Linked DNA regions of Homo sapiens: all the other regions are linked to region 3. Evidence: chromatin loops called from intact Hi-C (ENCODE). Cell type or tissue: B cell. All regions are shown on one strand. Region 1 has its middle 130 kb from the start of KIF5B. Region 2 overlaps ARHGAP12 (Rho GTPase activating protein 12). Region 3 overlaps EPC1-AS1 (EPC1 antisense RNA 1).

Region 1 (2,500 bases), 180 kb after region 3:
GTATTGGGAAAAATAATAGAATAGCAAGTTTTCTATTAAAATTGCCTTTAATTACCAAAAAATTAGTAAGATTTAATGTAGGGTTTTTTGCAGATACCCATTACCAAATTAAAGTTTGTTTTTAAATTTAATTTTATTATTATTTCACTCTGTTGATAGTGTCCTTTGATTCAAAGATGTTTTTAATTTTTAATTTTATTATTAATAAATTTATTATTATTATTTTTTGAGACCAGTCACCCAAGCTGGAGTGTAGTGGTGCAATCTCGGCTCACTGCAACTTCCACCTGCTTGGTTCAAGCCATTCTCCCACCTCAGACTCCTGAGTATCTGGGATTATAGGTGTGCACCACCACACTCAGCTAATTTTTTGTATTTTTGGTAGAGATGGGGTTTTGCCATGTTGGCCAGGCTGGTCTCGAACTCCTGACCTCAGGTGATCCACCTGCCTTGGTCTCCCAAAGTGCTGGGATTATAGGCATGAGCCACTGCCCCCAGCCAGAAGTTTCCGTCTATTCACAGTTTGCAATGAGTTTTTACTTTGAATGAGTATTGAATTTTGGTGGAGACTTTCCTGTATCTAATGAGTAAATTATACAATTTTCCTCCTTTATTCTCTTAGTACATAAGTTACATTGTTTGTTTCTCAAATATTTAACCAACTTCGCAATTTTGGAATAAACATAAATTGGTTGGAAAAAATAAAAATTCCACCAACTTATCATAGGATTATTATATAATATGCAACATAATAACTGGCAGTACAATAAGTGCTCAATAAATGTTTCCAGCCATTTTTAAAATCACAAACTTGAGAGAAAAGGCTGAAATGTTACTCTAAATTCTCCTGCAAGAGTTTACTGAGCAAATATATACAACTCTTATATAGCAATGAAAGTAAATAATTTAAAAAATGCTTGCTGAGGATTCTGTCCTTTCAATTCTTGGGGAACAGTATCTGAGTGATCTGTGGCCAGTGAACTCTCCAAAAAAATTATTTCTAAGAATAGATTGCTGCAAATATGGGGAGCTCCTAAATATGAAACAAGCATTGTCACCAGGGAATGCTGAGAATCCTGCAAGATAAATAGAAATTTAACATTCAGTGTGCTTAAGTAGTAGTCACAATAATTAATACTCTTAAGCAGAATTATATGCCAAATTCTGGCCAGGACATAGCATTAGACAGTTTTTCTGCCCAAAGAGCACTTTGCTGCTCACTTATTTACATTTTCCATTATTTGGAACCCAAATAGATTTTTCTTACTTTGTTACATTAAAAGTCACTGTGGAATACAGTTACAGAGAACCCAAAAAGTATTTTAAGATTTGAAAGTGATTGTCTGGGTAGTTTTTAGACCAAAAGTTGCCATCTAGTGGCACTAATTATTAGTGCAGACACAGTGAAACAAAAGAAAAAAAAGGGAACTAATATTTTTCTAGAAACTGTTCTGTGCCAAGCACTGCAATAGGTACTTTATTTCTTTACATCTTTTAGTCTTCTCCCATCTTCTTTGTTATGAATGTGTCACTTCTGTCATGCCTCCTCACAAGCTGATGATGAGAAGCAAAAGAGTTGTTTCTGTTAACATTTCATGGAGATGCAATAGGAGAAAAGCCAGAGAGGAGTAGTCTAGAAATGGAAGCTTCATTAAAAGAGAGAGAGCAATACAGAATGAGGAGTTCTAGGACTCACATATCAGGCACCTTCTTCCATGATCATGTGAGTTACATGAATCAGTGGATCCCCACATTGCCTCGGATGTAAGAACTCCGTAGAAAGCAGTGAGAACAGTGACCGTGATGCTGATAACTGTATCATAAGCTTTTTGGGACAGAGACCACATCATATAGTGTTTGCATTCTCTGTGGTCCACGAAGCCTCTTCTGTAAGAGCACTCATCCTGTTCATGAGGACTCCACCTTTATGACCTAATCACCTTTGGGAGGTGCAAGATAAATAGAAATTTATCACCTCCACACCTACAATACAATCACATTAGGGATTAGGTGTCAACATGTGAATTTTTTTTTTTTTTTTTTTTTTTTTTTAGACACAGTCTTGCTCTGTTGTCCAGGCTAGAGTGCAGTGGCACTATCTCTGCTCACTGCAACCTTCATCTCCCGGAGTCAAGTGATTCTCCTGCCTCAGCCTCCCGAGTAGCTGGGATTACAGGCGTGCACCACCACGCTGGGTGAATTTTTGTATTTTCAGTAGAGCCAGGGTTTCACCATGTTGGCCAGGCTGGTTTTGAACTCCTGACCTCAGATGATCTGCCTGCCTTGGCCTCCCAAAGTGCTGGGATTACAGGTGTGAGCCACTGTGCCCAGCTTCGACATGTGAATTTTGAGGGGACTTAAACATTCAATCTACAGAAGAAACTAAATATCCCCACTCCTCTGAGGGCAAGAGGAAGAAAGGCTTTGGTCTGCCTCCTGCTCTGTCCACAAGCCTGGGTCCAGGCGGCTGGGAAAGGAACCCTGAGGACTTTCCTAACTA
Region 2 (2,500 bases), 510 kb after region 3:
GAATTACAATATGAGATTTCCTAAAGACAGACTTTCTTAATATCTGTGCTTGTTTCATTTAATGTAGTGCTAGATTTCTAATGTTTTATTTAGGATATTTTCTTCCATATTTATAAGTGAGATATGTTACAGTGTTCTTTTATTTAATTCTTCTCTGCTCTTGTTTCAGAATTATGCTAGCCTTATAGATTGTGCTGAAGGCCACTTCAGGTTTTTCTAGCTGGAAAAACTTTAAAAATTTAAACTGTTTAAACAACAGGAATTGTTTCTTGAAGATTTAGTAGAGTTTGTTCATAAACATCATTTAGAAAATGGCTGTTTCTTAGCATCTTTATTTCCCCAAGTTCTAGTCAAATATCAGGAGCAAAGTAAGAACTTCTTTAATATTGGTTGAATAAATATTCTCTAGATATTCTAGGTTCTGAGACATGATTTGCCATATAGAATTTTTATATTAACAGAATTTATTTTCATCAGAGAAAACACATTCACTAGGATATGGAATTAATCTGAAGGAGAAATGATATCTGTCTCCATGGATAGATTTTCTTCATAGAAAGATGTTGTTTAGTGATAAATTTGAAGCTAACGTTTTAAGGAAAATAGTCGAATTTGCATCATTGAATATAGTACATGTATAACTACCATGTGTAAGAAGACCAACAGTGACCATTTCACAAACATGTATTTGTGTTTGGGTTATTTTTACTGTTTTCACAGAGCTTATTCTGTGATTTAAACTCACAAACATTATAGACAAATATTTTTAGAAGTTAAAGCACTTTAATTTCAATAAAACTGATTCAGTGTTTCCATTCAGTATTCTTTTCAAATTCAGTATTTTAAAGCATTCATGAAACTCTAGTTACATTTCAGAAGTAATTGAACATCTGAATATAATTCTAGGATTTATAGGGAAAAGCAGTGGTTCCTCAACTAGGGCCAGTTTTGCCCCCAAGGGACATTCATCAGTGTCTGGAGGCTTTTCAGTTGTCACGTCGGAGGCGTGTGTGTGTGTGTGTGTGTGTGTGTGTGTGTGTGTGTGTGTGTGTCTGTGTGTGCATGCGCCACTGTCATCTGGTGGTTAGAGGTCAGGGAAGCTGATAAACATCCCACAGTGCAGAGGATAGCCCTTACAACAAATAACTTTGTGTCTCAAAATGTCAGTGGTGCTAGGGTTAAGAAATCTTGCTGTAAAAGGAAAATATATACAGAAATACAAATACATAACATAAGCAGGTGTTCTCAGACGTGTGTTTTTTTTCTTCAGCAACTGAAGTTCTGTGTAACCTAATACAATTTACAGTGCCCTTATACAAAGGGTATGAAGTAGCTTGCTCTTGACTGACATCTAGTGAGATATTTAAAAATAAAAAATAAAGCTGTAGCTAAACATTAAACATGTAAATCAGAGTTACTACTAATTCTTACTTTTCTACTGTTAGGAAATTCACAAATAAGGAAGCTAGGAAGAGATTAAATGATTTGTTTATAGCCTCTGAGAAATTATACCTGAGAAGGAATAGAATGTAGTAAATTCTTAGCTTAAGTATTATTCCTCTTTTATGTTTCACTTATGTTCCTGATTTAATGTTAGAGCTTAGAATATGAAATCTTTCTTTTGATAATTTTCATAATAAAAGCTGTGCTACTCATATGTAAAACTTTTTATATTTTAAAGTATTGCCTAAAATCATAGAATTTGAGAGCCAAAAAAGACCTTGGTGGTTTAGTCCAATTCCCTCATTTCTTGAGATAAAAAATTTCACTTTCAAAGAAGTAAAGTGATGTTACCCAATATCATACAACTTGTTAGTGCCAGATCTTGAATTAGAACCCACAGCTCTTGGCTGTCCATCACACTGTTTCAGGTAAAGGAAAGTATTATGCATACTTTGGATTTGGTTTGAAGCTTTTATTTATTTTTCAATGAAACTATGAATATTAAAACTGTTAAATTATTATTTCCTCAGAATATATTCACCTGTATATATGTTTTAAAATGAGTTAGTATTGTTTATAAATCTCCTGTTTCATTTAATTTTGACTTAAATGTTATACCAGTTTAAACATGAAATTTAAAAATGTTTATTTCACAGGCAACCACACCTCCAAATCAAGGAAGGCCAGATTCTCCTGTCTATGCTAACCTTCAAGAACTGAAAATATCCCAGTCTGCTCTTCCCCCACTTCCTGGGAGCCCGGCAATTCAGATTAATGGAGAATGGGAAACTCATAAAGACAGCTCAGGGCGTTGCTATTACTATAACAGAGGGACACAGGAAAGAACTTGGAAACCTCCTCGTTGGACTCGGGATGCAAGCATCAGCAAAGGAGATTTCCAAAATCCAGGGGATCAAGAGGTATGAGTAATTAAGGAATCAACTGCAAGTTACCAGATTTTCTCTTTTCATTATTCAGAAACCAAAGAAGTAAATAGTTTTGTTTCTTACTGTCAGCATGTTAAAACACGTGATCTCTAAGATCATTAAAAATTCTT
Region 3 (2,500 bases):
ATTTCTATTGCAGACATTAGGAGAACACTTGAAGTACACGGCTTTGTCTGATCTGTTCAGAGTTCCTAACTTTGCCCTTTACTACCAATTGTCCAGACCCTCAGTTTCTTCTTCTATCAAACAAAGTAATATTACTTAATCTCACATGGCTGTTGAGAGAACACAATGAGTTTGTGCATCTAAAGTGCCTTGAATAGCGCTAGACTTGCCATAAGTACTCAAGATGTACTCTAAGTTCTGTATTTCTTAGACAAACCTGATTTCAGAGATCAAAATAGGCCTTACACAGTGCGACGCGAATTTAAAAGATTACCGCATTCAGGTGTATGGATTTTGCAGTATTAAAGATGCTGCCTGGAATAGGTCATTATCTTCTCCAAGTACTCTGTTAAGTCAATGAGTCACATAGAGTATAAGGTTTATTATCTGCTTTTCTTTCATTAAATAAATCTTTATTGAATTTCTACTACATTAAAAAACCAAACCAAAACAAAACAAACAAAAAAAACACTTCCCTGAGCCATAAAGGAAAAGGTAGTTTTGACTGGAACCTTGAAGGATGGGTAAACTTTCAGCAGATAAAGATTGAGAGAAGACCTTCCAGGTAGAGAAAGCAGTGTGGGCACAGGCAAAGATGGAAGAACACACGTGGCTGTGGGAAACACAGCTAGAAGCCAGTGCGGATAGAGAGTAGGCTATGATGTGCAGAGGTTAGACACTGGGAGAGACAGGTCCATGAGAGTAGCTTGGACTAACACAGGGAGGGTTTGGAATCCCAAGCTGGGGAACCTAGAAATCAGGCATTGCCCACAGAGCACCAGTTCAAATGCTTGCGTCAATTGCCAGAAAATGATGAAGGGATAAATAAAGAGAGAACTACTTCTTTCTTTTATTTGTCTGTTAACCCATTGGCATTGTGGAGGGAAACTCCAACAGTCTGGGTCTCTTGCCAGGTAAGTTTTGATGGCGGAGTAAAGAGAAGTAGAAAAGGTTGGAAGTTTGGGACAATTTTCAGTAAGTGTGGACACTGGACAGCAGGGGGCAGCATAAGGGCACCAAAAAGTTGAAAGACGCAGAAGACATTCGCTTATGTAACATTTCCTGACAATTATGAGTTTACATTTATAAGGCTACTTATATTAGTAACTTAGCATTCTTCTCCCAAAAATGAACAGAAAATGACAGAGAAAAGACGAAAGAAAAATAACAATTGCACTGTGTTAGGCTGGCTAACAGCAGAATGGCACTGCTGTTTATTTGAGAGGATAGAAACAGGCAGTTGTCTGCTTATTATTTCCTTTCAAATAAATACAAACTCAGAATTCAATACAAATGTGTACATTTCAATTGGAAAACACACCTTTATATGACTTTACGATTTTGCATTTTTAAAAATACATTTGTTCAGCTATACTGTATTCACAAGTTTCCCTAGTGAAAAAGTGGGGAAACTTGAAAAAATATATCATTTAAAAAGAATTGAAAGTTTAATATACATGTTATTTTATATGCCAATATATGGAATTTTAAATTTTGAGTTGTTATGATTATGAAATTTTCTGGACTTTTAAATTAAAATTTTTTCTTTATGTCTAAAATTCAAAATTATCTACATTACATTTAATCAGATTTTTCTAGTGAAATTCATCTCTTACTAGCCTTTTTAAAAGTTTCTTCAGCTATTGTTTTAAAAAAGTTTGGGGCCGGGGACGGTGGCTCATGCCAGTCTTTACATTAATAAGAATAGCGAAAGGCTGGGTGTGGTGGCTTATGCCAGTAATCCCAGCACTTTGGGAGGCCGAGGTGGGCAGATCACTTGAGGTCAGGAGTTCGAGACCAGCCTGGCCAACATGGCAATACCTCTACTAAAAATACAAAAATTAGCCAGGTGTGGTGGCTGGCGCCTGTAATCCCAGCTATTCAGGAGGCTGAGGCAGGAGAATCGCTTGAACCCAGCAGCTGGAGGTTGCAGTGAGCCAAGATTGTGCCACTGCACTCAAGCCTGGACAACAGAGCAAGACTCTTTCTCAAAAAATTAAAAATACATACATACATACATACATACGTACATAGTTTGGATGGTTAGTGATGTTAAGAGTGGAAAACTGGAAATTTCCACGTAGATTTTTTTTTAGCTCTGGAATTTGCCATGGCAAAGGCTACATTATACTCACCTGCAATCTCTCCATCCAACTTGTGAGGAAGATGGTAGCACACTGCTTCATACCCTCACACTTAAGGAGAAACCTCTCTGTCTGTGTTCCTTCATGATTCTTTCAATGCCTGTCACACGTTTTGAAGGCTGTGATCACTGTGTGGGTTGCACTCTGTGTGCTGCTTTTTGTTCTGTCATTTTGCTTTTTTATATATACCTCTTTACATGTATTGATATAATACCTCATATTTATCACTATAAATGGCCAAAAAAAATTGATGGCAGACTATTCTTATGATTATTGAATACTGATTTCCAATTTTAATAAGGAAAATCTGAAACAAT

The links. Hi-C counts contacts between places; a loop is a spot of excess contacts. Peaks named below come from ENCODE experiments on the same cell type or tissue, not always from the same donor. Only the 100,000 strongest peaks of a DNase experiment are listed, where the experiment ranks them.
Region 1: a loop joins it to region 3, with 30 times the contacts of the local background. A loop is called at or near these places in 58 of 110 quality-filtered maps.
Region 2: it touches region 3 in a loop (6-fold over the local background); 7 of 110 quality-filtered maps call a loop at or near these places.

What each region holds. Positions count from the first base shown.
Region 1 is chr10:32,189,951-32,192,450 of GRCh38, reverse strand. No RefSeq gene overlaps it. Among named protein-coding and RNA genes, the nearest start is that of KIF5B, 130 kb to the right of the region's middle. In B cell, CTCF peaks have their summits at 1,152 and 1,358 (motif pointing left); a DNase peak (open chromatin) is centred at 1,380.
Region 2 is chr10:31,861,258-31,863,757 of GRCh38, reverse strand. ARHGAP12 (Rho GTPase activating protein 12) reads left to right here. Exons shown (of 20, transcript NM_018287.7): 4 at 2,100-2,363. Among named protein-coding and RNA genes, the nearest start is that of ARHGAP12, 66 kb to the left of the region's middle. In B cell, CTCF peaks have their summits at 1,159 and 1,358; a DNase peak (open chromatin) is centred at 1,187.
Region 3 is chr10:32,366,543-32,369,042 of GRCh38, reverse strand. The region is part of intron 1 of EPC1-AS1 (EPC1 antisense RNA 1); the gene reads right to left. It also overlaps a transcript of EPC1 not described here. Among named protein-coding and RNA genes, the nearest start is that of EPC1-AS1, 20 kb to the right of the region's middle. In B cell, CTCF peaks have their summits at 831 and 1,031 (motif pointing right); a DNase peak (open chromatin) is centred at 1,042; H3K27ac peaks cover 816 bases.